Regions from separate parts of the Homo sapiens genome. Here regions 1 and 3 are each linked to region 2. The links are chromatin loops, found by intact Hi-C in ENCODE. Cell type or tissue: ascending aorta. All regions are shown on one strand. Links, peaks and the distances in the headings refer to the core of each region. The heading gives the core; the rest is flanking DNA. Region 1 overlaps TBL1X (transducin beta like 1 X-linked). Region 2 has its middle 120 kb from the start of TBL1X. Region 3 has its middle 13 kb from the start of LINC03114.

The links. Peaks named below come from ENCODE experiments on the same cell type or tissue, not always from the same donor. Only the 100,000 strongest peaks of a DNase experiment are listed, where the experiment ranks them.
Region 1: a loop joins it to region 2, with 6 times the contacts of the local background. A loop is called at or near these places in 6 of 110 quality-filtered maps.
Region 3: a loop joins it to region 2, with 4 times the contacts of the local background. A loop is called at or near these places in 2 of 110 quality-filtered maps.

What each region holds. Positions count from the first base shown.
Region 1 is chrX:9,525,755-9,536,552 of GRCh38, forward strand. The region is part of intron 2 of TBL1X (transducin beta like 1 X-linked); the gene reads left to right. Among named protein-coding and RNA genes, the nearest start is that of TBL1X, 66 kb to the left of the region's middle. RefSeq lists enhancers at 658-707, 5,061-5,632, 6,774-7,343 and silencers at 5,055-5,349, 5,176-5,245. In ascending aorta, for the core only: no CTCF peak of the experiment used is centred there; DNase peaks (open chromatin) are centred at 5,257 and 6,805.
Region 2 is chrX:9,336,401-9,347,198 of GRCh38, forward strand. No RefSeq gene overlaps it. Among named protein-coding and RNA genes, the nearest start is that of TBL1X, 120 kb to the right of the region's middle. RefSeq lists an enhancer at 5,600-5,659. In ascending aorta, for the core only: no CTCF peak of the experiment used is centred there; DNase peaks (open chromatin) are centred at 4,417, 4,811, 5,711, 6,281 and 3 weaker places; H3K4me3 peaks cover 2,996 bases; H3K27ac peaks cover 5,490 bases.
Region 3 is chrX:8,908,813-8,919,610 of GRCh38, forward strand. No RefSeq gene overlaps it. Among named protein-coding and RNA genes, the nearest start is that of LINC03114, 13 kb to the right of the region's middle. In ascending aorta, for the core only: no CTCF peak of the experiment used is centred there; DNase peaks (open chromatin) are centred at 5,009 and 5,409; H3K4me3 peaks cover 830 bases; H3K27ac peaks cover 1,800 bases.

The DNA of each region.
Region 1 (10,798 bases), core at 1,575-9,574, 190 kb after region 2:
TTGGCCAGAATTTAAATGTTTATGTAAATTACATTTTTGGACAGGCACTTTCCTCTATTTTGCAGAGAAAATAATTTTTTCCCAAAGAGATTTTGTGTTTAAAAAAAAAACCCCTAATACTACTATTAGGAGTGTTAGATGCCTTCGATGTGGTTTTCTTTCCTCTTTTTGCCTGAAAGGCTTGAGTGCTGAAGCATCTAGCGCTATTCTTGTGTCCGGGAACGTTCCTGCCTCATTTTTGTTTCTAGTCTTGTTTCTTTCTGTGTCAGAAATAAGACTAATGCGTGCAGCTGCACCTATAGTTCAAGATGAAGGGGTCTGTGTGAGAGAGAGAACGTCTGTGCATGTGTGTATGTGTGTGAGTGTGTGTGTGAGAGAGAGGAGAGACGGGCGGGGGAGGGGAGAGAGAGAGAAAAGAGAGAGAGAGAAAAAAAAACACAGCCTCTTTGTAATACCTGGTTGACTCAGTGAAGTCTGGCTCTCTGAGCTTTACTGAATTCCTCCTTACTTATTTTGGGGCCGGAGGTGGAGATGAGTTCAAAAGTAGATAAAATTTGCCTGTTACCTAAATGAGCAGAATAGATTGCGCATAATCTTTTCTAGATGAAGCCTGTGTTTTTGGCATTCTGCTCTCAAGTCCTCTGAGCTGATCTGAGAGTGAACTGGAGTGTTAAGTTGAGAGAGATGTTGATGACTCTGGTGTGGTCTTTTCCTTTCGGAGAAGTGGAGGTGAAACGACTTGCCCGGGGTCCCTGGGAAGCAGAGCTTGTGCCAAGATGTAATTTTTCGGTTCTAAGCCCTGTGGTTTTTCTTCTGCAGCAAGGTGGGTACCCTTTTTCTGTAAGGGACCAGAGAGTATGGATTTTAGGATTTTGGGGCCAGTCTTGGCAACTATTCACCTCTGCAACTCAGCCACATTGTGAGAAGGCAGCCCTGCACATTGCATAAACAAACAAATGTGGCTGTATTCCAATAAAACTCCATTTATGGCCACTGACTTTTGAATTTCATAGAATATTCTGTAAGCATGTGTCAGCAGCTTCCCCTGTGCAGGTCCATGCTCAGAGGTAGTCGCGTTGGGGAAAGTTGCTTTCTGCCCTCCTGGAGTTGATAGACTTGTGGGGAGGCAGATACTGGAAAGCAGCCACAGACACACCAAAGGGGGGAGTCAGTCCCCTGTCATGGGAATTGTGATGGGGAGCGCCCTCCCCTGTGCATTTAGAAAGGCCCCGCCACACGGAACCACTGGGAAGCTGAGGCTTGGAGATTGCGTGGGATTTGAGATGAGCCAGGCGTGGGCAGGGAGATCGCACAGGGGAAAGGAGGATCGCCGTGGATCACACAGGACAAAGGAGGTCCTGACCTGTCCACCCCCAAAGCCCTTTGCTTCCCTAGCCCACGTTGGTGTAGGGTGGGCCGAGAGGGGGCGCAGTGTGAGGAGTGACTGTAGCTGCAGCTCAGCAGCGTCTCAGGAGAAGCCAGCTGTCTCTACTCACCACGGGAGTTTATTTCCAGTGTGGGAGAGGGACTCTTGAGAGAGAAGGACAAGATGCCCGTTTGCCCTACAGATTCCTTTGAGGAAAATTCCTATAGGGGTCTCGTCTCTGTTGTATTTATTGTAGTACGACCTTTTTTTAAGTGATTCACCATAATCTCTCTAGGCCGTATTTAGGCACTGACCCTAAATGTGCGTTAAAAAAAAAGGTTTGGGATATTTTGGTTTATTTATTTGTGTGTATGTATATAGTTGTTAAATTGGTGTCCTTGGGGTGGGGGTTGATCGGTGGAACCTTATCTTCTCTGCTTTCTTGCTCCACCCCATATTTTGGTTTGTTTTTGTTAGAGGTCGGCAAACCTTTTGTTGTCAATGGCCAGATAATAAATATTTTGTGGTTTTTAAACCCTGTAGTCTCTGGGTGTTATATGGCAAAAGCAGCCATTGACAACATGTGAGTGACTGAGTGTGTTTATTTATGGGCACTGAGGTGCTGGGATCCCATATTCACACTGTTCCGCCACCATCACCGCCATTCATAACTCCCAAACTTTTTCTTTTTCTTGGTGGAGGAGTGGAGCAGGGTCTTGCTCTGTTGCTCAGGCTGGAGTGCATCACGGCTCCCTACAGCCTTAACGATCCTCCCATGTCAGCCTCCCGAGTAGCTGGGACCACAGGTGCGCATCACCACGCCAGGCTGATTTTTTAACTTTTCTGTAGAGACGTGGTCTCCTTAGGTTGCCCAGGCTGGCATCAAACTCCTGGCCTCAAGCATTCCACCCACTCCTGCCTCCCAAAGTGTTGGGATTACAGGTGGGAGCCACCGTGCCCAGCCTCAGAAATTTTTCATTATCCCAACCCGAAACCTGGTCCCCATGAAACAGTAACTCCCCATTCTCCCTTCCCCCGCAGCCCCTGGCACCCACCGTTCTATTTTCTGTGTCTGTGGATTTGACTAGTCTGAGGTGCCTCATGTCAGTGGAGTCATGCTCTGTTTGTCCTTTTGTGTCTGGCTTTTTTCACTTAGCATAATGTCCTTGAGGTTCTCCCATGTTGTAGCCTGTGTCAGGACATTTGCAGCTCAGTTCATTTCCGAGGAATTGTCCTATATGCAGGGGGTCTTAGGAACACAGGTAACTTCACTTCCCATTTGAAGAGCGAGGAGTTCTCCCGAGGCCCTGAACAGGAATAGAGACTGTGAGGCATTGGCGTTTGGAAGGAAGTGTCTCTGAAATAGAAACGACTGTCAGATGAAGAGGGACAGTTCAGTATGGTACCCGGGCCTGCCTTTCCAGACGTCCCCAGCCTCTTTGCCTAGTTCCCACTCTGGGCCCCTGGGCAGGTGACCCGCAGCTGCACATGGGTTTCCTGGGAAGCCACAGTGCTGAGGATCTTGGGAGAGAGGCTCAGGATCAGAGTCTGGGGAGTGCAGGAGCTTGCGGGGGGAGGGGGTGGGGTCAGTGGGGGCGGGGGGTGCTGCTTTGGGGATTGGGAGGAGTGGACTGGGGCGGGGTCACAGAGTCTTTAGCTGAACCCATGGGTGCTCTGGGTCTCGGCTTGTCCTGACTCAAGTCAAGGGGCCCAGGCCTTTGTAAAGGTCCACATTGCCCATTCACTGGGGCCTGGCTTTGGGTGAGGGTGGCAGCTGGAGATGGGGGGAAGCCCTGAACGGGAATCTTGGCCACACACTGCTATATCCGCGACACCAAATTCTATCCCACCTGTTGTTGGCTGTTCTGGAAACCAGCACTGAAAAATACGGAGTGGAAAAGTTTTCTGATTTTTTTTTTCCTGCTTTGTTTGGGTTTTTTGGAAAACAATTTCAAAATTAGCATATGGCTTGTTAAAATTAAATCACAAAGGAAGTGCCTATGGTAACGTTTTGATCAGGCTCTAGGTCTGTGTGAACCACGGCCCATATTTGAAAATCCAGCTTTATTGGGACATAGCCATGCCCATTGCTTTCTGTGTCCTCTGTGGCTGCTTTAGTGTGCCACCAGGGCAGACTTGGGTGGGTTGCAGCAGAGATGGCATGGCCCTCAAGGTCCAAGATGTTTACTCTCTTGCCGGTCCTCTGTTATCTCTGGTCTTTGTGGTTGCCACAGTTTTCTTGGATCCAGGAGTTAAAGGCAGTCCTGAGGGATGATGGCCTCATCTCCGCAGTTGCCTGGAATGCTGAATTTCAGACGTGCTAAAGGAGGGGTTGCAGACATTGTGTGGAATGCATTCAGACCCCAGATGTGGGTGCAGGAAGGCAGGCATGGCACAGCCAGGTAGAGACTGGTTTCCAGGCCCAAGCAGCCTTCAGCAGCTGTGCGCCTTGTTTCTGATGTTGTTTGGGAGTAAGAATAATGTAGACATGGGGGGTCATGAGGCTCAGGGTAAAAACTTCAAGGAAACCTCCATGGCATGGTTGGGCGCAGTGACTCATGCCTGTAACCCCAGCACTGTGGAATGCCAAGGTGGAAGGATCGCTTGAGGCCAAGAGTTGGAGACCAGCCTGGGCAACATAAGGAGACCCTGTCTCTACCAAAAAAAAAAAAAAAAAATGACCAGGTATGGTGGCGCACACCTGTGGTCCCAGCTACTCAGGAGGCTGAGGCGGGAGCCTGGGAGGTTGAGGCTGCAGTGAGCTGTGATTGCACCATGGCACTCCAGCCTGGACCACAGAGCAAGACCCTGTCTCAAAGAAAGAAAGAGAGAGATAGAAAGAGAGAAAGAAACCTCCATGGCAGATGCATGGAGGAATGGGTTAATATCTAGAAATACGCTGAGTGGTGGAGTAAAGAAAACCCACAATAGAATACCTGATGAATGTGGGGAAAGCACTTCTGAGCTCCTCTAGTTTTAGAAGACCTAAAAAGACGATTTAAAAAAACAAACAGGAGAGCCCTGTTATTGTTGATGTCTTCCAAAACGAACGTGCATTTATAAGCCAGGTGGCATTTTAATGTCACGAGGGGGTCCATTCTCCCATCTGTCTCCTTTGCTTTTGTTAGAGTCAGTAGCTTCTAGGTCTGCTTGACATTGGAGAGGATACTGAATGCAGAAAATTTTGTTTAATTATAATGATTTGATTTTTTCCTTCTGTATTCAAGTTTGCCTGCTTCTAATGAATTGGCAGAAATGAAGAGCTTGCTCAGATTTTGCCAGGACCATTTAAAAGCAATTAAAATCAATTTAGTTATTAAATTTGAAATTATTGTCTGGCTAAATGATAGTTTAAAATTCAATTTATACTGGCACTTACTTTTTAATGAACAGACCACATCACACATTTTTATGTTCTCAAATTATCTGTGGCTTTAAAGCTGTAAAAAAAGGTGCTCTTTTAAAAAAGCCCTGCATGTTTCCTTTTTCCTCTCTACTTCCGCTAAAATATTTACATGTTTCTTTTAAAATAAGGTGAGAAAATCCCCTTGACTTCTCAATTTTAAGAAACTATACTTATCTTTTCATCACAAATGTTCATTTATCTGTGTTGAAGTCAACCCAAGAAATCTTAAAATATAACGGAAAGAAAATGTTTCTGGATTTTTTCCCGAGAATACATATACTTTTAAATGGCACGTTTTACCCATTGACTTTAATTCCTCCCTCCCTCCATTACATTTTTAGATGTGTTCAATGAAACGTAGTCCTCCCCCTTTAAAAAAATGGACCGAGCATCACGTGTGAGGCTGCAAAGAGGCTCCCTGCCAAAGCATCTTATCTGCCGCTGGTAAAGCCCCGCCCCTCCGTCAGCAGCTAACCCTTGAGCGGGATGTGTGCTTGTGCCGGGTGCATTGCATTAAGAGAATGCAACTGAATAGAGAAGGATCAGGACCTTTTGTGCAGAGGTGGGGAGTGTTAAAAAGGGGGAGGCCTGGGTGGGAGGGTGGAGTTAGTGGGAGATGGGTATGCTTAGTGCTTAAATTCCCTGCATTCCCTAACACGAATTTAAGAAACTCACACAGTAAATGAGTCAGGGAGAGGGAGAGACAGGGAGAGAGGGAGGGGAGAGGGAGAGTTCCTTTCATTCATGACAGGATGAACTTTGCATGCTTCAGAACAATTTACATTTTTCCTTATTTCTAGGTACTTTTTTGAACTAAGAACCTGGAGGGTGTGTGTGTGTGTGTGTGTGTGTGTGTGTGTGTGTGTGTGTGTGTGTTGGTGTGTGTTGGTGGTGGGGTTTTTTTGCCTTATATTTCATAAATATTTCTTGGTTGATTAAATGTCAATAATCGCTCATTTCTGGTTTGTAAAGCTGTTACCTGATCCTTGAATACCACGAATATTTTGTACATTCTAAATAATTGAGAGAAAATAACAACGACAACAAAAAGACACAAATAAAAAGCATCTCCGCTTATTTAAGAAGAGTAGATCTGTGCGGGGCGCTGTGGCTCATGTCTGTAATACCAGCACTTTGGGAGGCCGAGGCGGGAGGATCCCTTGAGTCCAGGAGTTCGAGACCAGCCTGGGCAACATAATGAGAGGCTCTTTTTTTTTTCTTTTTGAGACACGGTCTCATTCTGTCGCCCAGACTGGAGTACAGTGGCACTATCTCAGCTCACCGCAACCTCCACCTCCTGGGTTCAAGTGATTCTCCTGCCTCAGTCCCCCTAGTAGCTGGGATTATGGGCGCGCACCACTACCACCCGGCTAATTTTTGTATTTTTAGTAGAGGTGGGGTTTCGCCATGTTGGCCAGGCTGGTCTCGAATTCCTGACCTTAAATGATCCACACCCTCCTTGGCCTCCCAAAGTGCTGGGATTACAGGTGTGAGCCACCACACTGGGGCGCAAGAGCACGTCTTTTAAAATCAGTGCTGTCTGTGGGGTGGGAGGGGAGGAGAAGTAGATCTGGCCATGCTGAAAGGTTCGTGCAGTGGCCTCCTGAGCTGCGCACATGCTTCTGGAGCTTTGGGTGGACATTTAGTCTGCATGTGGATCTCTGTCCAAGCCTGCACTGGGAGCCCCTGCCCCAGGAAGCGAAGGCTGCATTTCTTTTATGTCAATTAACAGATTTCTGCCCCACCCTGGACATCTGAGCGTTAACTGATTTGTAAGGGAGGGGTGAGGGAGGGTAAAATTACAATTCTATATCTTAACATTGGGGGTGAAGCATTTTTACCCTAGAGGAATTCTATCCAAACACATTAAACACTCTTAATAAGGGACAAAGGGTTGGGACGTAGCGGTTAGGGGGCAAGCCCATGAGCCTCACTCCTTGTGCTCTCTCTCCAGGAATTGGAGAGGGAATCCTTTTGCTTAGCATTCCCACGCCTCCCACGGGCCTGGCACTGGGCCCGCGGGCTTGCCTTAGTCTCCTGGGCTGCCCTAACGCAGCACCACGTGCCGGGCGGCTGTAACAGCAGCCCGTAATTCTCCCACAGTCCTGGAGGTTCTAAGTCCCAGATCGAGGGGTCAGCAGGGTTGGTTCCTCCCTAGGCCTCTCTCCTGGGCTTGTAGATACTGTCTTCTCCCTGGGTCCTAACAAGGTCATCCCTCTGTGTGTGTCTGTGTCCCCTCATCTCTAGTCCTGTTGGATTAGGGCCCGTCCTAATGACCTCATTTTACCTTAGTTACCTCTTGAATGGCCCTAACTCCAAATGAACAGTCACATTCTGAGGTCCTGGGGCTTAAGGCTTCAGCATATGAGTTGGGAGTAGGGATGTAATATGCCTAATGTCCAGAACAGGAAAATCCATAGAGGCAGAAAGTGGGTTCCTGCTTGCCAGGGCTGGGGACGGGCAGTGTGGGGTGACTGCTAGCCAGCACAGGGTTTCTTCTGGAAGTGATGAAAGTGTTCTGGAATTAGACAGCGGTTGCAAAATTCTGAATGTATTAAAAACCACTGAATTGTACATTTTGAAAGAGTGAATTTCATGGTATGTGAATTATATCTCAGTAAAGTTGTTATAAACAAAAACTGTGAGGGTAAGAGGTAAAAGGAAGGGAGTTGAAAGCAGCATCAGGTGTGAACAGCCCATAATTCAGCCCATAGACGAGCGCGAACTCCTAGCACAGCTGTCTGTTGAAGATGTGCGTGAATGCTTGCTTTCCGCACCCTTCGGCCTGCTTTTCTCTACTCTCCAATTTCATCATACATTCTCTTCCTTCCTCCCCCTCCCCACTTTTTCAAAACGTTTCTTCTAGTCCTTACTTGTGGCTACACAAAATTCCATAAACATAATGCTGCAGTTCAAAGAAGTGTTCTGATGGTAGGGAGATAACTTAGGAAAATATTTTACCTTTGGGGAAGTTTTGGTTTCCTTCTGAGTGAAAACCCTCCATGAAAGAGAAACTTAAATGCAGTTTTCAAATGCTCCTGAGACATTCCCAGCCTTTTCTTTGTGGAGAAGTGAAGGCAGGACAATTTCCAAGGCAAAGAGGGACCTATCGCAGACAGCAGACCCCAAGTAAAGAAAGGCACAGTGATGGTGGGTATTCGTGCAGTGTTTTGAAAATGTGGAGGTCAGGGATGCTAGCTTACCAGGCCAGCATGATCAAGTTACGAGAAATGGAGACCAGGACACTACCTCTGCTGGGTGTGCTGCTCCGGGCTCCTTCGAAAGGGGAAGCAGCTGGTGGACTTCCTTGGGCTGTGGTTAAATGGGGCTCCCATAGGTGCCATGAAGGCTCTGCAGAGCCAGGGATGCTTGCACCCTGGAGAGACCTTGCTCCAGGAGCTCAGGAGCTGGTAGGGGTGGTGACAGTGAAGCACCGGCTTGCCGTGCCCAGTGCTTGGGCAGTGCTGAGCTCCGAGGGAGGAACCCAGAACCATGCGGGAGCAAGGGAGGGAGGCAGGCGAGGAGAAGGGTTGCCCAGGAGCCTGCAGGTCGGGTCGGTGTTGTATCAAATTGTCTTTTCCTGCTTTGCTGTCTGATCCCACTAAAGACTAGCCAGAGAGATGTGGAGGTGAAAAATGGTGGACAGCCATTTTTCTCCCTTTCACTGTGTCTACAATGTCTGTTTCATATCAACAGCAACATCTGTGCAGGCATCCTAATGAGTATAAATAATGTCTTCAGAAAACTGGGTTTGTGAGGCTCCTGTCATCTGAATTTCTTTCATCATTTAAGTGATGATTTTTTACTCATTGACATACAGTTGTTATTTAGTGGCCACGTATTATTCGTATAGGGTTCTTTATGTGCTTTCTGTGTACATTTGTTTTCGTGCTCATCGTATTTCAGTGTGGCTTATATATAATAAGATGCACCTGTTCTTAGCTATTGTGGACTTTTTTTTAAAAAAAGGTTTATAGAGATATGATTCACATACCAAACACCCATTTAAGTGCCTAATTCAACAGTTCTTAATACCCTAATTTAAAAAAAAAATACAGTGTTGAGTATTTTCCTTTTCTCGTTTTTCACTAAAGTAGACTCAGGATTGGGGTTATCTGTCAGTCCCTTGGTTTGATTCTTGGCTGCCAGTGTTTACTGGGGACGGATGTTGGTACCTCCCTTAATAGGATATTGTTACAGCATTTTACAAATTCTGGTTAAAAAAAGTCCCACATGAGATCTCCCCTCTTCCCCCCTCTCTGAGTGTAGGCATTGTCAGCTGCAGTTGTCCAGCATCTCCAGGACTCTTTTCATTTGCGGGATGGAAACAATGTACCCTCTGAACAACTCCTCCCTGTTTCTCCTCCCTCCAGCTCCTGGCAACCACTATTCCACTCCCTGCTTCTTTGAATTTCACAACTTGAGGTAGCTTGTGTAAGTGGAATTATTTTAAAAGCTGGTTCATGTTAAAGTGCTTAGAACAGAGCTTGGTGAGCATCCGGTCAACAGTAAGTACTTTTATTATTCTTTTTATATTACTCTTTTTTTTTAAAGAGGCCAGACACATGGGCTTCTGTCTTTTCACAGCTTGGGATCTGTGCAGACCCAGGCTTCCAGAAGCCATCCCACTTGAATTCTTACTCCCTTTTCCCCTAAAAAGAAGCTCTGAAATCCTAATTGTCAAGAAGGCTTTGCCTGCTGTGCATGCCTGAGTAATGTTATTTTTGTCATTATTTGAGAGACAGAGAGGAAGCTTCCAGTCCCCTGTAAGGAAACGAAATCATCGTGCACAGATGTGGTTCTGTTTATAGAGGGAAGGAAATGGAGGTGAAGAGTGTGTGTGGCTTGCAGCCAGGCTTGCGAGTGTGCAGAGGAATAAACTTTTTTGCCTCCAGAGTTTTAACTGGAAATGTGTCTGAATTCTACCTCCTGGGCACACTGGCCTGAGGTCTCCCCTGCATACCTGATCGTGAAAGTCTTCGGGTGTGTTTGTAAACACGCAGCCCCCCTGATGTGAGAGTCAGCACAAACTTCTAAAGATGCGATGATGAATTCTATCAGAGAAGTCTTTCTGGTTTTGTGAAAATAACCTTGCACTCTTTAATTATATCCAAATGATCAAATCTGGCTCTGATGTCTTGTCAAAATTAATGTTAAAGGACAGTGCCCTTTATATTTTACTTGTCTGGGTATAAACATCCTAGTCTTTAAAGTTGAGTCTGTAGGACTACCTCTCTACTTGATTACTCTGAAAAGAGTGTATAGAGTGAGTTTTTAAAATGGAATTAGTGTGCATACGAGGAACAGAGTGACATTTAACAAATCCTTCAATAGATAGTGCTGGTATGAGGATTGGTGAAACTAGAGGTAGGGAATGAGCATTTTTGGTTCTGTATCATATTCCCAAGACATTTTCAAATGATTCACCCTTTGCCATCAGAATGGTTTGAAATCGATCAGCCTGAATCCACTAATGTGGGCTGCGGCACATGAATTTTAACACTAGAAGCACACGGTTGTGCTGTGTTTCAAATGAACTCTGGCCATTTGAAGTGAGCAGGCATAGGCAGTCTTCTGTCCTGTGATAACCTCAGTACATATCCTTTCTGTTTTTTAAAGTACCTTACAAGCTGCTGCATTACAGTCGTTATTATTGGGCCATTACAAAAAGCTGTCCAATTTTAAGTGTCTTGGATAATTCTTGTTTGCCCCAGCATCAGAATTGAGCATTTTTTTTTTTTTTTAGATGGAGTCTTGCTCTGTCACCAGGCTGGAATGCAGTGGCGTGATCTCGGCTCACTGCAACCTCCACCTCCCGGGTTCAAGCGATTCTTCTGCGTCAGCCTCCGGAGTAGCTGGGACTACAGGCATGCACCACGATGCCCAGCTAATTTTTGTATTTTTTAGTAGAGATGAGGTTTCACCATGTGGGCCAGCATGGTCTCGATCTCTTGACCTTGTGATCTGCCTGCCTTGGCCTCCGAAAGTGCTGGGATTACAGGAGTGAGCCATTGTGCCTGGCCAAA
Region 2 (10,798 bases), core at 1,535-9,534:
ACTGGAGTGACAGTGAGTCTGCAAACCAAGGAGTGCCAAGGATTGCTGGCTCCCCCCACCCCTGGAAGCTAAATGAGCTGCATGGGATGGAGTCTCCCCCAGAAGCTTCCAGAAGGGACCAGCCCTGCCAACAACTTGATCTCAGGCCTGTGGCCTCCAGAGCTGTGAGGAAAGCATTTCTGCTGTTGTAAGCCACCCCCAGTTCATGGTAATTTGCTACAGCCGCCCCAGGAAATGAACACAGATTCACATCGTCAGATGCGTATTTCAGAAACATTACTGCGGCTTCTGTAGAGGAATATAGCTTGAACCAAAAGAGGCAAGCGTTAAAGGGAGACCAATCAGGAAAACTAACGCAATAATTCAGATGAGAACTGAAAACATCCGGTTCCACACAAGGACAACAAAGATGAGGTTTAAGGCAAAGGACTTGCACAGACATCGTCAGATTGTCTCATGTGGGGAAGGGAGAGCACAAAGACAAGGATAGGAGGTACTAGAGGGGTGCAGGGCACAAGCGCGGGTGACCTGGAAAAAACAGGACAACTGGGCCCTGGAACGGCAGGCATGAAGGGCATGGATGTAGATAAGGTTCCTTGCTGCTAAGCTAAGAAATGAAAGAACTTCCTGCCCAATGACCTCCATAAAGAGGCAAAGCCATCTGCTGAGAATGTGCAGGGAAGGGGTTGGGGGAAGCACTGATCATTTAACAAAGGATGGAAGACAGGGCTAAAGAGGGATGCATAGAATCGCTTGCTCTCAGGAGGGCCCAGCTGGGGTTGAAGATCACAATGCTGTAGTAACACAGATTTGCTCAGTTATGCAATTTTTCCTTAGCAGCCATCAACTGCTTGGATGTGGACCAAGGAAGGCAGATGGCTGGGCTGATTCAAGACTGGGCTTCTGCACAGAGTGATGCACATTTCAGTTTGTTTCCAATATGAGCTCTGTTGCACTGATCGACTTCAATGAATTCTCTACAGTAAACATCCAGTACACAAGGTACTCTCTAACGGATACATTGCGTACCGTCATATGTGGGATGCTATGATAGCATTGAGAATGAATGAGCTACAGTGACAGCAGATAGGAACATTGCACATACAACGCTGGTGACAGATGCAAGACCCCAGAAGATACATGCTGTATGATTCCATTAATACAAAATTAATTCTTTTTGAGAATGCGCACATAGAGAAAATGATTAAAAAAAAAAAAGTAAGGAGATGATTTCCCCAAAAGCCCAAATAGTGGTGGCTTCCGATGGTGAGAGACTTCTAGCGCAATGATAATCGCAGGAGGCTCCTGAGCAAATGGCAATGTTCTGCCTCTTCACTTGGGAAATCACTGGTTCAATAACATGTATATGTCTCTGGAATGCTCTTTAACACTTATAGGTCATAAGTCACAACAAAAAATGAAAGGGAAGGAGGAAAATGCTCTGTGGCTCCAACAGCATCAAATTATATATATATATATATATATTTTTTTTTTTTAATTTTATTTTTTATTTTTTATTTTTTTGAGACGGAGTTTCACTCTTGTTGCCCAGGCTGGCATGTAATGGTGCGATCTCAGCTCACCGCAACCTCCTTCCCGGGTTCAAGCCATTCTCCTGCCTCAGCCTCCTGCATAGCTGGGATTACAGGCATGTGTCACCACACCCGGCTAATTTTGTATTTTTAATAGAGACGGGGTTTCTCCATGTTGGTCAGGCTGGTCTCAAACTCCCGACCTCAGGTGATCACCCGCCTCGGCCTTCCAAAGTGCTGGGATTACAGGCGTGAGCCTTCGTGCCTGGCCTATAATTTTAATACTCAACAAAATAGAGGTTAGTATTTCAATAAGCCAAGAACATTTTTCAGTCATAAGCATTTGAAACTAAAGTCAAATGGGGCTACAAGAAAGAAAGAGAAAGGAAAGAAAGAAAGAAAGAAAGAAAGAAAGAAAGAAAGAAAGAAAGAAAGAAAGAAAGAAAGAAAGAAAGAAAGAAAGAAAAGAGAATAGAAAAGAAGAGAAGAGAAAAGAGAAAAGAAAAAAGAAAAGAAACACATTGGTTCACATAACTGCAAATGTCATGTGTGGTCTTCAGGCTTGGCTAGATCCAGGTATTCCCATGCTATCCAGAGAGGTGTCACCCCTTAGCTCCATATTCCTCAGTACCATTTTCGGTCTCAAGGAGTGATAAGAATGATGGGATTTTTTTCCTCACTGGGTTTACTGGTACCTGTTTAGCAACCCTAGCAAAAAGAACAAACAAACAAAAACAAAAACAAACCTTTGTCAAGAATTCTAATAGAAGCCCAGATCTGGCTGTCTCTGGGTCACGATTTGGGTTAAGAAGTCACCGTAGACAAGAAATATGAGATGCCGTTTGGCCAGACCTGGGCCCCCGGCGCTGGAGCTCTGTATCTCAGGGACTGAGAATAACAGCCTGTGTTCCCCCAGAGAAAACTTGAGTTGTTTTAACCGAAAGATAGAGGCCGAACACGGAGTCAGACAAAAACTACCCACGTCCACTACACATATTTTCACCTTCCTTTGGTGCTATCACCAAGCAGCAAATTTCCGTTCATTTCTCACTCGTATATTTCAAACACCTTCCTTCTCTTCCAACCCTCCCTGACTTAAGAAGCTAAGGCAAACAAAATAAAATACACACAAAAGAAGCAGGAGTTTAGAAGCAGGAAACAAAAGGCATGAAAGAATGAGTGAATGATTCCATTTCCCCTGCCTCTGGCCTCTAGTGAATCACCTACTGGAAGTTTGTGCAAAAAGTCTGCATTCACTCAGGTACGGAATTCCTAGGAACCCTCATAGAGATTCCTGCTGGCGTAGTTCCATAGAAGAGAAGACTTGGCGCCTCCAGGGACTCTCGGCTGTTCCTTAAACAGAGATGAGCACCATCCTGGCTAACACGGTGAAACTCCGTCTCTACTAAAAAAATACAAAAAATTAGCCCGGCGTGGTGGCGGGCGCCTGCAGTCCCAGCTACTCGGGAGGCTGAGGCAGGAGAATGGCGTGAACCCGGGAGGCGGAGCTTGCAGTGAGCCGAGATCGCGCCACTGCGCTCCAGCCTGGGCAACAGAGCGAGACTCCGTCTCAAAAAAAAAAAAAAAAAAAAAAAGAGAAAGGTGGGCTTGAATAAAGGGGGAAAGATCGTGAATGGCCCGAAGGACTCCGGAGTGTCCTGGACAAAGTGGGATTCCCCCAGAGGGAAAGGACAAACTCTGCCTACAGCTGACCAAGCCAGCCGGCTCCCCCAGGGCTTTGCCAGGAAAATCACCACCACAAATGTCTCCACCATCATGTCTGTGGTTCCTTGAATCCTTTATGCTTCTGTTGAAACTGCCAAGGCAGGACTTGAAGGCTTCGCTGTGCAAATTCAAAAGCATTCTGAGATCATCAACTCTCTGAAGTCACCACCATTTGGAACCAAACCTTAAAAGAAGCCACCGAGATGGAAGCTCCAATACACTTTCGCCTCTGGTCATCTCCTTCCTGAGAAAATTCATGATATCAGATCATCCACAACTTTGATATTTCTCCCCACATTTCTGAGTTTTTCAGTGGCCAAGGAGAAGACTCCGTCTGTTTCTTAATAATTACTGATAATCGTTTCACCACAAAAGATACTACTTTGGATAAACAAGCTTTGTGGTTTCTGTCAAGTACAAACAACGAAGATTAAATTAGCATCTTGAAAACCCACAGGGTGAGCTTGCTCCTCCCCTCCTTTAAGTCTGCAGAATTACCTGGGGCTCCCTCCCAGGTGCCAAGCACACAGATGTGAGCAAGACACTGAGACACCACTGCTGCCCTGCGCTATCACTAGGGAATCCTGTGTCCCTAGCAGCTTATCCAGCTGGCTCTCAGGCTATGGTGAAACTGCAATACAGAAGGAATATTCCAAAAGAGAATTAAAAATGCAGCTGTCATATGGGCGACAGGCCCAAGTCTAGCAGTTAACAGCTACCCCGCCCCCACCCCGCCCACTTCCCTGGGAGCAGCCCTGCTCTCCAGTCTGCAAACCCAGGGGCTGAGGGGCCGGGGCATCCCGAGGCCTGGATGCCCAAGGGATGCAAACTCCTTCCCCACCCTCTCTGCTTCCCTTATCAAGCCTCCTAAGTGTTCTCCCCATCCCATAATGGGGAATAATCCCTAAAATTCAAGGGCTGAAGCTCTAATCCCCACTACCTTTTGGAATGTGACCGTATTTGGAAACAGGATCTCTAAGGAGGTAATTAAATTAAAATGAGGTCATTAGGGTGGGCCCTGGTCCAGTAGTACTGGAGTCCTTATAAGAAGAGGCGATGAGGACACAGGCACACACAGAGGGACGACCATGGGAGGATACAGGCCGTCTACAAGCCACCGAGAGGGGCTGCGGGAGAAAGCAGCCCTGTGACACTTGGGTTTCAAACATGTGGCCTCCAGAATGTGAGGGAATCCCTGTCTGCTACTCTGGCATGGCAGCCCTAGCCGGCTCATACGGGCCCATCCCCCACTCGCCATCTCAACGTGGAGACCCTACAGGAACTCATGGCCCGGGAAGGCCTTTTGGTCCCCTCACCCCTATTTTCAAAGCCCACACAGTTAAAATGCAGGGGGGCTTCTTGCTCTTAAGACTGAAATGGTGCAGCTCCCTACACCCGTCTGTGTCCACGGCCATCCCCAGTATAGCAAACTTACATGTGACACCCAGCTCGGTATTTCCCCTCTCAGGTCCCCCTTCCCCCTCCTACAGACACATCCCCAAACCCTTTTAAGATGTTGCATAACCTGGCTCCGGAAGCCAATAGAGTTTTTACTGAATCTGGCTTCACATAACCCAACAGATTGTGAACTAGACATTTGCCAACTTTTCCCCCGTGCCAGACCATTTTTAAGTTATGTGTGCACAGAATGGCATTTAAAGGACTTAAATAACTCTCCAGGGGGAGAAAAGAGCAGAAAATAGCCCACAAGGCTCCTATAAACGGGGGCAGGAACAGCAGAAACAGAATTTGGGGCGAGTGTTCTGCTTGTTTTTAGTTGCGGCGGGAGGGGCTTTTCTATTAGGTTGTGTTTTTGTTGTTTTTGCTTTGGGGGTGAAAAAAGGGGACAGAGAACAGAAAGGAACCTAGTTTATAGTGACAGCTGTTTAGGAAAGTCATTTCTAGATTAGAGGGGAGAGCCCCTAGGGGCTGCTTCTAGATTCCACTCCTTGGGGTTGGAGGGGCCGGGTGAGCAGGCTTTGGGGAGTGCCTGGGTGACTACCCCAACCCTGCCTCAACGGCACCCCCTCCCTGTGCACCGACAAATAAATGGTGGCTGTAAAAAAAAAAAGAAATAAATGTTTTTTTAAGCAGTGCTTCCTGTTATGTTCAAGGAAGACTAGGGCCGTTTTATTATTAAGCAATTTTCTCTTTTTAAGTAAACACACACACGACCACATTGCTGCAAGGCTAAAATCTCTTGCCTTACTCAAGCATCGACGTTTTCAATCTCCTATTTTCTCAAGCCCTCAATGAAGCCTTCCAAGAGCTTGCCTATGTTTAATTTGCATTCCGAAACAGAAAATCTAATGTGTTTTAACATTGTCTGCTTCAGCTGAAAAGGAAACTGTAAATTTATACAGTCTGGTTTAAAAAAAAAAAAATTGGCCATTGCATCTAAATGAGTCTCCTCCGGAAAGAGGCTGGGTGGCGCCCCTCCCCCTCCTCCCTCTTTCACTTCCCCTCCCGCTTCTCCCTCTTTCACTTCCCCTCCCCCTCCTCCCTTTTTCACTTCCCCTTGTCCTCCCTCCCTCACCTCCCATCCCCCTCCCTCCTCCTCCCCTCCCCCTCTGCTTTTCACCCCCTCCCTCCTCCTCCCCTCCCCCTCTGCTTTTTACCCTCCCCCTGCTCCTTCCCACCTCCCCTCCCCCTCCCCCGCTGCTTTCACCCCCTCCCTCCTTCCCTCCCCCTCTGCTTTCACCCCTCCCTCTTCCTCCCCTCCCCCTCTGCTTTTTACCCTCCCCCTCCTTCTCCCCTCCACCTCTCCCCTCCCCATCCTTCTCTGCTTTTCACCCCCTCCCTCCTCCCCCCTCCTCCTCCGTTTTGCACCCCTCTCTCCTCCTTCTCCTCCCCTTCCCCCTCCTCCTCTGCTTTTCATCCCCTCTCTGTCCCTCCCTCCCCCCTCCTAGCCTCCTCTCCCTGCATTGGAGTTTAGGCCACAGCCTCCCTCCTCCCTCTTAGTCTTCCAGCCTCCTCCCCTCCCCTCCCCTCTCTTCTCCTCCCCTCCCCCAGGATCAGACTCGGGGCCGGTCTGTGCCAGCGCCCTACGTGGACTGGGAAAGAATTACCGAGGACCTTAGAAGAGCTGCGCACTCGCAGCGCCCCGCCCCCACGCCGCCGGCCGCCCGCGCGGGTGTCTCCCTGTGCTCCCAAAACACGGCTCAGGTTCACCGGGTCCTCCCCCGGGGATCTCAGGGCTGTTGGGGGGTGCTGTGGTTCCCAGAACGCCGCGACACTCTGAAACAGGAAAGGGGACGGCAGAGGGGTCCTGCTGCGGGGGAGCCCTTGAGAAGGCCTGGGTGGAGAGGGACTTGGGGACAGAGGTAAAGAAGGGAGTCTCTGGGGGTGAGGAAGTGCCTGGGAAGGGCACGAGGAGGAGTTGGGGAAGGGAAAATCAGGCCCAAAGTTTTAGGGCTCTGTCTCTACTGAAGGTCAAAAAGGGTTCCTGCAGGGCAGTGGGAGACCTGCTCCTGACGACCCCGTCCTATAATTAAATCCCTGAGTAAGAACACTCCAGAGTTGGGGCTCAGTAGCTGCCGTGTGCACCTGCGCATCAGATGCCCCCTAAGCGTACCCCTGGAAGCCTCTGATTCTGTGTCATCACGGCAGGAGGGGATTCGAGGAGTTTTGGAAGACGCCAGGATGACGTTCTTAAGCCATCTGATGGGTGAAGGGGCTTCTTCACTTCGCTGTGGCTTCACTACTTAGATGTTAAAGCGGCTTCTCTTCCTAATAAAAAACAAAGTGTAGCCACTTTTCTGTCCAAGAAAATAAAAATTCCCAGAGAAAACCAACGTTGACGTTTGCATTCACGACGTGCCTGTCGTTTTCCTCTGTGTGGAAGAATTTTCCCATCCAAAAATGGGAGTTGAGGATGGAGGTGAGGTAAATAATAAAATCGGGCTCACTCTGTATAAATAGTTCAGCATTCCGATTTGGTTACCTAGTATTAAAAAATAAATATTTTTCTAGGTCACTAAATATTTTTCAAAATTATACTTTAAATGAGGGCTTAAATTCCACCGCGTGGAATTGTATATGCCAGAATGTAGTAACCATATCCCTCTTGCACAGTATTCCTCTTGTTTAACATTTAAGGACGGTATCCTAAGTTATTCCCCATTGTGTAGTCACATAAGTCACCTTTTTCTTCACTAGCTTCAGTGCAAGAAATGAATACAGTTTCCTCTGCACCATGGGTCCGTCTGTTGCCATTGCCTGCACTGGGGTTGTTTGGAATTCCTGTCTGAAACTTTCTAGAGTTAAAGGCAGAAAACATTGGCCAAGTTTCCAAGCCTAAAGCTGATTCTTGACCTTAGTTAGACCTTATGTCAGAAAAGAGGGTGACAGCTACTTGGGAAGCTGAGGTGGGAGGATTGCTTGAGCCTGGGAGGTTGAGGCTGCAGTAAGTCATGATCGTGCCACTGTGCTCACGCCTGGGTGACAAAGCGAGACCCTATCTCAACAAAAAAAAAAAAAAGAAAGAAAAGAAAAGAGGGTGAGCAAAACAGGACAGTAGGGGGTGCTCCAGGTGTCTGGGGGGGGGGCATCGCCAATATCCTAATATCCCAGAGCCTCGGGAGGAGCCCTCTCTCCCAAAGCACTGCCCGCCACATTCTGGGGATGTCCTGCAAAGCCTAAATATTGGCGGTGGGGAGTGGAAATGTTCCCTTCTGTTATATTCTCTACTAGAGTGTTTTGCATGTTGATATATATACATATGTGCATTTCAGCAAGATGGTGGATTTTATTTTTTCTTATTTTTGAGATGGAGACTCGCTCTATTCCCCAGGCTGGAGTGCAGTGGCACGATCTCAGCTCACTGCAACCTCCACCTTCCAGGTTCAGGCAATTCTACTGCCTCAGCCTCCTGAGTAGCTGAGATTACAGGTGCCCACCACCATGCCCAGCTAATTTTTGTATTTTTAGTAGAGATGGTGTTTCACCATGTTAGCCAGGCTGGTCTTGAATTCCTGACCTCAAGTGATCCGCCCGCCTCGGCCTCCCAAAGTGCTAGAATTACAGGCGTGAACCAGGACACCCGGCCCTGAGTGACATTTTTTTTTCCTTCTTTGAGATGGAGTCTCGCTCTGTCACCAGGCTGGAGTGCAGTGGCGCCATCTCAGTTCACTGCTCCCTTGAACCTCCAACTCCCTGGTTCAAGGGATTCTCCTGCCTCAGTCTCCCGAGTAGCTGGGACTACAGGCACGCGCCACCACGCCGAGCTAATTTTTGTATTTTTAGTTGAGACGGGGTTTCACTATGAAGGCCAGGATGGTCTCATGATCCACCGACCTCGGGCTCCCAAAGGGCTGGGATTAAGGGTGTGAGCCACCGTGTCAGGCCAAAATGAAAGGCACAAATCTCAATGTGGGACATGATTTTTGGCATCACAGTGAAAGAAAACAGTCACGTGTTAATGATGAACTTCACAGGCCTCAAAGCTCATGGCCTGAGTTTATGAAGAGTCCCCCAGGAGATTGGTGGTTGGCTTGAAGGAACCTCTCTTTTTGTGTTCATCACACAACTTGATGAGGAATATTGAATATTGAACATAAAAAGAAGAAATTTGAGAACAATACACAGCCTTGCCTTCCACAAATCATCACCCCTTGACTTCCATTTCTTTAGTAAGAAAGAATTAACTCCAGAGCCATTCTGGTATCTTCAGAATGCTGGTTCGCATAGTGGACCTTCAGTTCTTTTAATCAATAATCAATAATTTAATCAATCATATCAATGTTACAATGTGATCAACCATATCTGTCTACCCAAGAGAAATGAAAACATGCATCCACAGATTCCTAGATGAAAGCTCACAGCAGTATCACCCATGAGAGCCAAAAAGTGGAAACAATCCAAATGCCCATCAATGGATACGTGGATATACAAAATGTGCTCTATCCATACAATGGATGTTATTCAGCCATAAAAAGAAATGAAGTTCTGAAATGCCAAAACGTGGTTGAACCTTGAAAACACTATGCCAAGATGCAAAAAGGCTACATATCGTATGATTTATTTTATAAGAAATGTCCAGAACAGGCTAGAGACAGAAAGTAGAACAGTGGTTGTTGCTGGTGAGGGGAGGAGAAGGATGGGAAGAGACTGCCAGTGGGCACAAGGTTTCTTTCTTTCTTTTCTTTTTTTCTTTTTTGAGACGGGTCCTTGCTCTGTTGCCCAGGCTGGCGCGCAGTGGCTCAATCACAGCCCACTGCAGCCTCAACTTCACAGGCTCAATTGATCCTCCTACCTCAGCCTCGCTAATAGCTGGGACCACAGGGGCACACCACCACACCTGGCTAATATTTGTATTTTTGTAGAGATGGGGTTTCTCCACATTGCCCAGGCTGGTCTCAAACTCCTGGACTCAAACGATCCCCTCGCTTCAGCCTCCCAAAGTGCTGGAATTACAGGCAGGAGCCACTGAGCCCAGCCTGCGCCAGGTTTCTTTTTGGGGTGATGGAAATGTTCTAAAATTAGATTACCATCAGGATTGCACAACTCTGTAAATTACTAAAAACAAAACAATGAATTATGCAGTTACAATGGGTGAATTTTACGCTATGTAAATTGTATCTCAAGAAACTCTTCTAGAGTTTGATTAACTCTCAAGTTTAAAAATGTTATAGCGTTGGCCGGGTACAGTGGATTACTCCTGTAATGCTAGCACTTGGGGCTGCCGAGGCAGGTAGATCGCTTGAGCTCAGGAGTTCGAGACTAGCCCAGACAACACGGCAAGACCCTTGTCTCTTAAAAAAAAAACACAATAAAAAGTTATAGTGTAACAGATCATTTTTGCAGGCACTGTCTCCAAGTGAAAAAAGGCCCCTATTATAGACCTATTAAAGGCAAAATACCTTCAGGATAGGCCACTCTAAAGCTAGCATGTGCTAGAGCAAATCTGTGACAAATCCTGGCTTTTTCTTCAAGACCATTTCTCTGCTTTCCTACTTGGGTCTAAGCCCTCGTTGCTTTGGGAATGCACTTGAGCTCAGTCCTTCCAGCCTTTTCTGCCTTCCTGCTGGTTCCCAAGACACTCTGCACCAGATCATCTTTGCCATGGTGTTTCGCTGCCTTTCCCATATGCCATACAAAATCATCCATAAATTGCTGGGCACGGTGGCTCACGCCTATAATCCCAGCACTTTAGGAGGCTGAGGCAGGCGGATCTCTTGAGGCCAGGAGTTTGAGACCAGCCTGGCTAACATAGCAAAACCCTGTCCCTACTAAAAATACAAAAATTAGCTGGGCGTGGTGGCACATGCCTGTAATCCCAGCTACTCGGGAGGCTGAGGCAGGAGAATCCCTTGAACCAGGGAGGTGGAAGTTGCAGTGAGCTGAGATGGCGTCACTGAACTCCAGCCTGGGAGACCCAGCAAGACTCTGTCTTTAAAATAATAATAATAAATATAATAATAATAATAAATATATAATTATTATATATATAATTATATATAAATATATATAAATAATAATAAATAATAAAATAATAATAATAATAATACCAATCCATCCATTTATGTCACTGGCGATGTATG
Region 3 (10,798 bases), core at 1,116-9,115, 430 kb before region 2:
TTTCATTGGGGAGTGTGTCTTTGTGTATGTATTTGTGTGTATGTGTGCATGGTGGGTGCAGGGATGGACAGGATGGAAGGGAAGGAAACACCTGTGTCTCAGTCCTTTCAGGCTGCTCTAACAGAATACTATAGACTGGGTGACTTATAAACAACAGACATTTATTTCTTACAGCTCTGGAGGCTGAGAGTCCAAGATCAAGGTGTGGCAGATTCAGCATCTGGTGAGAACCTGCTTCCTGGTTCATAGACAGCACCTTCCTGCTGTGTCTTCACATGATGGAAGGGACGAGGGTGCTCTCTCTCTGTGGTCTTTTATACGGAAACTAATCCCATTCATGGGGCTCCACCCTCGTGACCTCATCACCTCCCAAAGGCTCCACCTAACATCATCTGCATGGGGAGGTTAGAACTTCAACATACGAATGTTGAGGGGACCCAAACATTCAGCCCAACTTACTCAGTTCTCTCTCTCTCAGGTTATTACTAAGGAGACACTACACATCACCTCATTATACAGCCAGAATATTCACACAAGGGGGTTGTTCCCAGAAGAGTGCATATAACATGCCCCATTTACATGAGCAATGCATGATACACATACACATATGTCTCCTTGAATATACATTTATATTTCCAGAAAGCACTCGTAAGCTGCTAACAATTTCTGAGGAGGGTGGATCTAGATTACTTTTGATTGTCTTGTTTTACTATTAGTTTTATTTGTTTATTTATTTATTTTAGAGACAGGCTCTCACTGCACCAGGCCGGAGTGCAGTGGTGTGATAATAGGGGCAGCTTCGAACTCTTGGGCCCAGGCAATCGTCCCGCCTCAGCCTCCTGAGTAGCTGGGACTATGAGGTCTTTATATGTTGCCCAGGCTGATCTCAAATTCCTGGTCTCAAGCAGTCCTCCCACCTCAGCCTCCCAAAGTGCTGGGTTACAGATGTGAGCCACCATGCCCAGCCCCACTATTTTTTTTTAAGTATGTACATGTAAGGTTTTTTCCAATAAATCATAACTAATAAAAAAATTTAAAAACCAGAATAAAATAAATAAATGGGAGGAGGGAAGGAAGCTGGGAGGCATCATTAGAGTTGTGTTTTCTCTTGTGTTGATCCCCAGCTGTGCTGGTCCCTTATACTTCAATCATCAAAAGTCAGAAAGCATGAAAGCTCCCAAGAGGGTTATTTATGTCCACAGCACTTTCACAGCGTGTGAGTGAGGAGGCGTCTGCCAGGTAAGCACACTGCTGGGTAATAAGTATCGCTGAGCAACAACAGTCTTGCAGAAATTGTCCAGGGAATAGATTTACATGGAAATAGAATTAGATGTGTCCATGGGAGACTGCTGGGGAAAGGCACATGTATGCAATAATATGCAAATGTGGCTCTAAAACTCTCAATTTGGGCAGATTTTCATTGGACTGACAAGCTCTTCTATGTTGTCTGAGGTTGTTTCAATTGTGGGTTAAGGCCATCTTCCCCTGAACTGTTCAGAAGCACCTCCTCAGTGGTCACCTCTAGGGTCCCTAAGCAATGATCACCTGTAGAGTCCCTGAATGATGATCACTTGTAGGGTCCCTGAACAATGCCCACCTAGGAGAAACGTCATCTGCCATTGGGTGGATCCCCAATCACACAACCATAAATTACCAGGGATGGCTAATTTAAGCACACACATCTTTCCCTTCTCCAAGGATTATCTTTTCAAGCTACCTAAGAAGCCTTTTTCTGCAGTCTGATTGCCCCTGGCTGGGCGCTACTCAATGCTTTATGAGGTGGACCTCTGGACACATGAGGCACCTAGAGATCATTTAAGAACCTGATTGCATTGGGAAATGCATTTGCTGCTTACAGCAGCACATTACAAATACTCTTGGTCAAAACAGAACAAATCGTGAATAGAAAACTCAGGCAAATACTCGAGGAGATCATGAGCTCTCCAGGAATGTTTGTGTTTTCCTTCTTTGCTCATAGCTCAGGGGAATGAGACTGGATCCTGGGTGCCACTGCCTTGAAAATGGAAATGGTTGAAGCATCTCTATCCACAGCCAACCCATCATTCTTCCAGCCGGCCTGTCCAATTGGGAACTCGGACATCCCTGTCAGTTGAAAGCAGTGCTTTAAATCAGCCCTCCCTTCTCAAAGAGTGCAATGTAAACATTCTCAGGCGAAAAGCTAGTCCTAGAGATGAAGTGCTGATCAACAGCCCACGACAAGCCTGGCACAGTGGCTGATGCCTGTAATTCCAGCACTTTAGGGGGCCAAGGAAGGAGGATTGCTTGAGCCTAGGAGTTCAAGGCCAGCCTGGGCAACATAGTAAGACCCCATGTCCACAAAAAAAGAAAGAAAGAAAGAGGGAGAGAGAGAGAAAAGAAGGAAGGAAGGAGGGAAGGAAGGAAGGAGAAAAGAAAAGAAAGAAAGAAAGAAAGAAAGAAAGAAAGAAAGAAAGAAAGAAAGAAAGAAAGAGAAAGAGAGAAAGGATGGCATCCATCAGGATAGCGGGGTATCCAGGCCACTGCTCTTGGGTTCTAAATGACTTCAGCATGAGTGACTGGGGCAATTTAGGATCCTTGAATTCTATCTCCTACCATTTGACTTAAAGATAATGACACTTAACTACTTAATCTTTCCTTTCAAGTCACTCTGAAAGCAACTACAGCACTTAGTGTATCTTTCCTCTACCAAATTATTCTCCATTATGTAACCCATGTCTGTTCTCCTCCTAAACTTGGGATAGCGCGTGTTATCAAAATCCACTGGACCTTGCAGGGTGAGCTCTCCCAGCTGAGCAACTGCCAGTGTCATAGCGGTGATGGTGGTGTGTCTACAGAATAATTCTTCTCATTGCAATGGAGCAGAAAGAGGAGTCTGTCAGGATTTTCCACTGTGTTGTACTCTGCTCACATTTAGACAAAACCCACGGTAGAATCTGCATAGCCAGAGTCTCAATGATTTTGGATCCTTTTGACATATATTTAAGACAGAATACACACACACACACACACACACACACACACACATATATATATATATATTTTTTTTTTTTTTTTTTTTTGAGACAGAGTCTCATTCTGTCACCCACGCTGGAGTGCAGTGGCACGATCTCAGCTCACTGCAACCTCCGCCTCCCGGTTTCAAGCCATTCTCCTGCCTCAGCATCCCGAGTAGAGTAGCTGGGATTACAGGCGCACACCACCATGCCCGGCTAATTTTTGTATTTTTTAGTAGAGACGGGGTTTCACCATGCTGCCCAGGCTGGTCTCGAACTCCTGACCTCAGGTGATTCACCTGCCTCTTCCTCCCAAAGTGCTGGGATTACAGATGTGAGCCACCACACCCGGCCAGAATATAGCTTTTGAAAACACACAACGACATTGGCTACCATAGGCAATGATGTCCACATGCAAAATTGACCTCTAAAAAGATCTTTGGTTGTGGATATCAGTGCTTAATAAACAAGGTTTTTATAACCCAAAACTCCTCAGTCCTCTCATCCAAAGAAAGTATTTGAATATACCCAAAACAATGTGCCTATAATATGACCGCAATCTGTTTCCTGCTACAAGTAAATGCACCTTTAAATGTATAACTATGTCTTTCATTGGTTAACATTTCCCTACATTGATAAATACTACATTTCAAATTATATGCATTTTTAGGACTTTGTTGTCCATTCCTCAATTGAAAATATTTCATTTCCTCACTAAGGATGCAATGCTAATAAAAATGGCCAAGAGCTAAAATATATAAACATCAGTAATTAGTTTTTTCAAGGAAAAATCAATGTGCAAACCCATGTTACAAAGCAATGATTTGATTTTAATAAAGTTAATGGCTATGTAAGCAACCATACCATATTGTTTAGGATGAAATACTTCGTGTGGACAAAGAATTGGAGTACTTTAAAGAGCAACCGGTGACTGCTGTTTGGCCATCACTTTTGAGGACTGGAGTGAGCTGACCTTACATAGAATGTGGAGATCTCAGAAACTCCCCACCAGGTCTCCTATTCATCACTCCACTGGGTTAACCACTTTCTTCAAAAGTCCCTGATAATGGGGAACCCTCTTTTGCATTGAACTTTAGCAGTACGAGTATTCCAAATCCCAGTGTTAATTTCAGATAAAACCAAAGTCCCTCTGCTTGTCTGCTGTATAAGCCAGGAGGTGCACAGTGGAGCCACCTGTTTAAGCTGTAAACTCATTTTCCAGGACAGAAAGGTAGGCTGCTCTCAGCTGTGCACGAAGGGACCAGGAGGAGGGTTGGGGAAATAGCATGGAAGCTGTCCACTCTTGAGAGTTGGAATATTATATCACTGCCATTGTACAGAATTGCCAGTGCATGATGATAATATAAAGAAGATGGACTTTGAGTCTGTTTCGTCATTGTGTTTAGTTCTCCAGAGCTCCTTCTCATGGCGCTCCAGCCTGATTATGATCTTCCCTCCTACGGGCACTACTTTAGTGCCTGCGCCCTGGGGGCTCACTCCCACTACCGCCCAGCCCTACACATCGGCAGCTCCCACCCAGGCATGCCACATCATTGCTACATGATGGGTATCACTGCACATGGTGGGAATCACTGCTGGCATTTTAAAGTGAAGACATTGAGTCTCACAGCAGCTAGACGACTTACTTGAGAGTTCTAGGAACTGGAGGTCAAGTGTTTTAAGTCAATCACACTCAGTTCACCACACCAGATTTTTCTGTATTCTGATAAAGTATTCTGGTAATCTATGTTCTTGACTGTTTCAACAGCAGAGTATTTTTGTCATGTAAAATAGTATCCAGAATCCCAATGTTCATTTCAATTCAAAACCAAAGTCCCTCTGTTGTATGACTTGGAGGACCCCACAGAAGCCTTGAGAAAAGGATTTTGGTTGGACACTGGGGAATGGGGCTCCAGAGATCATCCAGGGCATGCTGAGAAACCACAGACCAGGATTCTGGGCAGTCAAAAACTCCAAGAAGGGATTAAGATATTTGGCAACAAAACAGAGGCTGAGTCTGGCAGGCAAGCATACTAGCCTTGGCTTTATTTGCAACTTTGACTCATTTCAGGCCTATATTGGGAAATGATTCTATTTCCAAAGAGAGCTGGACTTTATTCTCTCAGTTGAGTACTCCCTTCGGGCCAATTCCAAACTTTCTTCATAAAATGTGCTTACATTTCCCTGCCTTTGAATTTCTATGGCCAGAGTTGGCCTTTCTATGAAACTAGGAAGGGAAAAATAATTTTCAAGCCCAAGTTAAATTCTCGTGTGTTTGACCCTATAACTATTGTCCCTGGAAATTTTAGCTTAACCTTAGGACATTGGCAAGCCCCTATGTTACTAATATACGGGTTTCTCCCTGGGATTGTGAGGGAGTTCTCGGAAGCCAGAGAGAGCTTGAACTCTCTCCAAGTCTTCCCTGTTGCCTCACACTGTGGCCTTTTTTAATCTCTCCATCTTTGTTCCTACAGTACAGACAGAATTGCTTTTGCTGCCCAGCTGTCGGTTTCTGTGGTTCTCTGTTGCAGCTGTCCACTGCATAAGTTAGGAGGTGCTTTGGCTTGCGCAGTGGAGCCAGCTGTCCAAGCTGTAAACTCATTTCCCAGGACAGAAAGGTAGACTACTCTCTTCTTCAACAAGTAGGATGCGTTTACCAGATCCAGAGATTTGTGCAAGTCGTTCTGTCCACCCAGGAAGGGCATAGACGGTGAAAATAAATGAAATTGCCAATCTTTTCAAATCCTCTGAAATTGCAACTCCTCTGGGAAATTAGAAATCTCTTCCCAGTCATTCTTCTTGTATTATATAAATCTACGGATGCTCTTGCAGGAAGGACTTCCCTGGGAAACATTGGTGGAATGTTACCTTTGCTGTAGCTTTCTGGCTTTGTCAAAATAGGTACCTTGGAGTTTTTTTTCCAGTTTTTATCGTCACAAGATTTTTTAAATGAACTAAATGTTGGACAATTGAGATAATCCCTTTTTTGGAATTTCTTTCATTTTGGAATCCACAGATACTGGCACGTTATCATTACTCATCAGCATAAGGCAACTCACAGTTGTGTGTGTTGGGCTTCTTACTCTTTTTCCACTCAACACTGTGCTTTCTGGATCTATCCATGATGCATACATAGTGTGTGGCTGCTGACTGCAGGATACTGCTTCCAAGCGTGCATGTATGTGTGTTCTCTTTTGTTTACATTCTGCCTCCTGTTAGCCTTTAAAGCAGACATCCTAACGTATACTTGTTGAACATGTTCATTTAAAATGTATATCATGGTTTTCAGCTCTAGATGCACGTCTACATAATATATTTTTGTTGTATGTGTTCTTGTATAATGGGTAAAGTTGTTCTGTGTAATAGATTACATTCTGCTTCTCACTCCTTTTTCAGTCAACCCTACACTTTCTGGATCTATCCATGATGCACACACAGTGCACACACATAGCAAGTGGCTTCTGACTGCAGGATAATGTTTCCAAGCATTCTGCACATCCCCACTCCCAATGATGTCTCCAGTTCCCAGCCAGAGCACACACCACCGCGGTGAATCCTCTTGTATGTGTGTCTCCTAGTGGACCTGTTGTAAGAATTTATTTGGTTATATGCCCAGAGTAAAAATTTGGGTCATTGGCTATTTTTATACTTAATTGGATTGAACACTATGCATTTTTGCATTGCTCTCATATGGGTCTTTCTGTGGTGTCCCATGCAAATACAAATACATAGATATCTGTGCTTATATCAAAACTATGTTGTCTTGATTACTATGGCTTCTGTGTGTCTTAATATCTATTGGAGCAAGTCTTCTCTCTTTTTTTTTTTTTTTTTTTTTTTTTGAGACAGAGCCTCACTCTGCGGCCCAGGCTGGAGTGCAGTGGTGCGATCTCCGCTCACTGCAACCTCCGCCTCCTGGGTTCACGCCATTCTCCTGCCTCAGCCGCCTGAGCAGCTGGGACTACAGGCGCCCGCCACCACGCCCAGCGAATTTTGTTTTTGTACGGAGTTTCACCGTGTTAGTCAGGATGGTCTCGATCTCCTGACCTCGTGATCCACCCGCCTTGGCCTCCTAAAGTGCTGGGATTACAGGCATGAGCCACCGCGCCCGGCCGCAAGTCTTCTCTTTTTTGCTATTTCAATCATATTTTTGTCATTTTCATAGAAATTTATTCTTAAATACAAATTTTAGATTAGGTCCATCAAGTTTCTAAAAGAAATCCAACTGAAATACTGAATTTACAGATTAGAAGAATTAACATCTCTGTATTAAAATTGCCCCACCTCAGGAAAAAAAAAAATATCTACCTTGTATGTCCTTAATAAGATCTTTATGTGTTTCTCCATAGACATTATACATAAAGATACTTGAAAGATTTTGTTGCTTCTGTGAATGGTACCATGTTTCGCTATATAGCCAAATTCCTGGTGTACAGAATTGTTTCTGTTTTTTGTAAGCATACATTGCTTCCAGTAACCTTGTTGAACTCTTTCTCATTATAATATTTTGCCTATTGATTTAGTTGGGTTTTGTGGGTAAAAGATTGTTTCATCTGAAATTAGGTAGTACAAGAAGTCCTATACCTTACTATAAAGAAAGTAAAAGAAATCAGAAGTGTAAAGATCAAGCTACTTTGGCATATGCTGTGAGTTTGCAACGCATATTGTTAGCTGGTTATAGAGGTCTATCTAACTATAATGTCTCAAGCTTAATCATTATATCATTCAGAACTTTTACAATGTTGCTTTTTTATCAGTTTGATATAACCATTTCCTAGAGGAATGTTACCTTCTCAAACAACTATTGTTCATAAATCTATTTCTCCTTGAATATATGCTCACAATGATTGAGTCTTCTTATAGTATTTTCCCTTCTATAATATCATATTTTTGTGCCTTTTAATACTTATGTCTTGAATTCTATTGTGTCAGAGTTTAATTTTGTGACTCCTGCATTCATTGGTTCATAATTGACACTCTCCTATTTTCATGCTTTCTCTATCTTTTGATAAACATACTTCTTACCAGAACAGCAAACATTGTTGAATCTTATTTTGTGATTCAGTCACTTAACCTCCATCTTTTAATTGATGACTATAGCATATTTAAATTTTCATATTGATTTGTTTCTTCCATCTTATTTCATGTTTGCCATTTGCTATACTTTACGTTTGTTTTTATTTTTCTTTCCTGCTTTCTATTAGACAGATGAAGGGGTTTTTCCCTCCTCCTGCTGATTTAAATATAATACATTTTTCTTCTGTTCATGGCCATCCTTTATTAAGATCTATATTTACTTTGATTTCTTAAATTATTTAGAATCTAGATCTTTCTTCTATCAAGACACACATTTGAGTAAGTTATCATATCTTTTTGATCTCCCCACTGTGTTGCCCACTGTTTGGTATTGCCTAGAATTTGAGTTCTGATTTGTTGAGATACACTGTGCCTGTTTCTTTCTTTTCTTACCCTGGTTTTTGTTAGACAATAATTAATGTACCTAACATAGATTACTACCTTTCTTCTATATTTGGTACAACCTTCTCTTGAAGTTGAGCTCTTCTTCCCAGCCTATTTTGAAAGTGGATTTTTGTCTGGAAAACCTTTTGAAGACTGTCAAGCCTGAAAATATTTTTATTACACTCTCCCATTTAAGTGACGATTTGGCTGGATACACAGTCTTTAGGTTCAAAGTGATTTTAAAATATTACCCTGGCTTAGCATTCATGTTGAGAATTATGTTACCCATTTGATTCTTGTTTTTTGGAAGTCTGCTGCTTTCTCCCTAGACCTTCTGAAATTCCCTTTGTTTTGGCATTTTTGATTTTCACTCTTTCTATGGTTTGAATGTCCCCTTCAAAGCTCATGTTGAAACTTAATTCCCAATATGGCAGTATTGAGAGGTGGGGCGTTTAGGAGATGATTGGGTCATGAGGGCTCTGCCTTCACGAATGCGTTAATCCGTTCACGGATTATCAGATTAATAGGCTGATGGATTAATGGGTTATCATGGGGACTGGTGGCTCCATAAGAATAGAAAGAGAGACCTGAGCTAGCAAGTGCACATACTCAGCCCCATCTCCATGCAATGCCCTGTGCCAGCTCAGGACTTTGCAGAGAGTCCCCACCAGGAAGAAGGCTCTCACCAGATGTGGCCTCTTGACCTTGGACTTCTCAGCCTCCATAACTATAAGAGAGAAATCTCTTTTCTTTATAAATTACCCAGTTTCAGATATTCTGTTATAAGCAACAGAAAATGCACTAAGACAGCTATAATATGCCTAGGTGTGAAGTTTTTATTTATTTATCATGTTGGGAGCTCTGAATCATTTCCATCTAAGACCTAAGATCCCTTTCTTTTCTTTCTTTTTTTAAAATAATGGAGACTTTTCTTCATTATTTTTTTTCAAACAATGTCTCCCTTCCAATTTTTCTCAGACTTTCTGGGTCTCCTCTATTTGTTGCTAGTTACATTTGTATTCCCCACATCCTTGACATTTCTATTATAATTCTTTTCTTTTTAGTTTTTCGTGGCATTTTATAGGTAGTACAAGAAGTCCTATACCTTACTATAAAGAAAGTAAAAGAAATGAGAAGTGTAAGGATCAAGCTACTTTGGCACCTACCTCGCAGCCCACCCATTCGTTCTTCAGCAGGATTCATTCTGCAGCTCAGCCAAACACTTGTGTGCATTATTTGAAGTATTATGAATTCATAACTACATATTTCTACTTGGCTCATTTGCATGACTTACAATTTTGTGTTTATATTGCCACACTCATTGAGCTTATTCATTATGTTTACATTTTTGGGCCATCTCTTTCTGTCATTATGCTTCTATGGGTATATGTTTTTCAGTTTGCTTTCTTAGCGCTTCTGCGTTTTGGGTGTCTAGTTATTTTAGTCAGTGCGTGTATGCTATGTAAGGACAGGGTTCTCACCTGGGGGTAATGCTTCCCTGCAGGGGACATTTGGCAATCTTGGAGTTACTTTTGGTTGTCACAACTGGGTGAAGGGAGATGCTACTGGCATCTAGTGTGCGGAGGCCAAGGATGCTGCTCAACACCTAGTGACACAAAGGACAGTCCCCACCACACACACACACACACACACACCAAAGAATTATCTGGCCCCAAATGTCACTACTGCTGAGGCTGAGAAACCCTGAGCTAGCAGCCTCAGCTGCTCCCTGTGACGAGAGGCTGAGTCCCAAGGGAGAAAGCCCCTAGCAGCACAGAACCACCTTGAACACTTCCTTTCCCTCAGCAACACAGGGCAACCCTCTGGTCAGAGTTTTCCCTAATGCTCCTGTCTACATTTTGTCTCCCTGAGTCTGAGGTTCATCAGGGCTGAGTTTTGGAAGGGGTGCTGGCAGGAGGAAATGTCTAAGGAGGGCAGGTCAGCCCCTGGGAACAACCTTTTCGTAAATTCCTCACTTCAGTGAGGATCCTGTGCTGCCCTGATCTGATAAGCCCCCACAAAGAACAGTGTCCTGGGCTCTTGCAATCAATTCCTTATAGTAGAGGGGCAGACAATGACTCCCCCAGAGCAAACCAGGGGAGAGGTAAGAGGAGAAATTCATTCTTTCTGCCCATTCTCTCACTGCATCTTCAACTGCCTGGCCCTAGCTTCATGAAGCATCTTGCCCTCTTCCATCATTTGCAGTCCATGGTTGTTGTTGAAGGCAGGAAGCAGCAGCCCAGGCTGCTTGGCCAGTTTCACAGGAATCCCATCAACTTAAAAAATATATATGGGTGCCTTATGAAAACTAAGATATTCTGAATGTTTCTATAACTTCTAGTCTT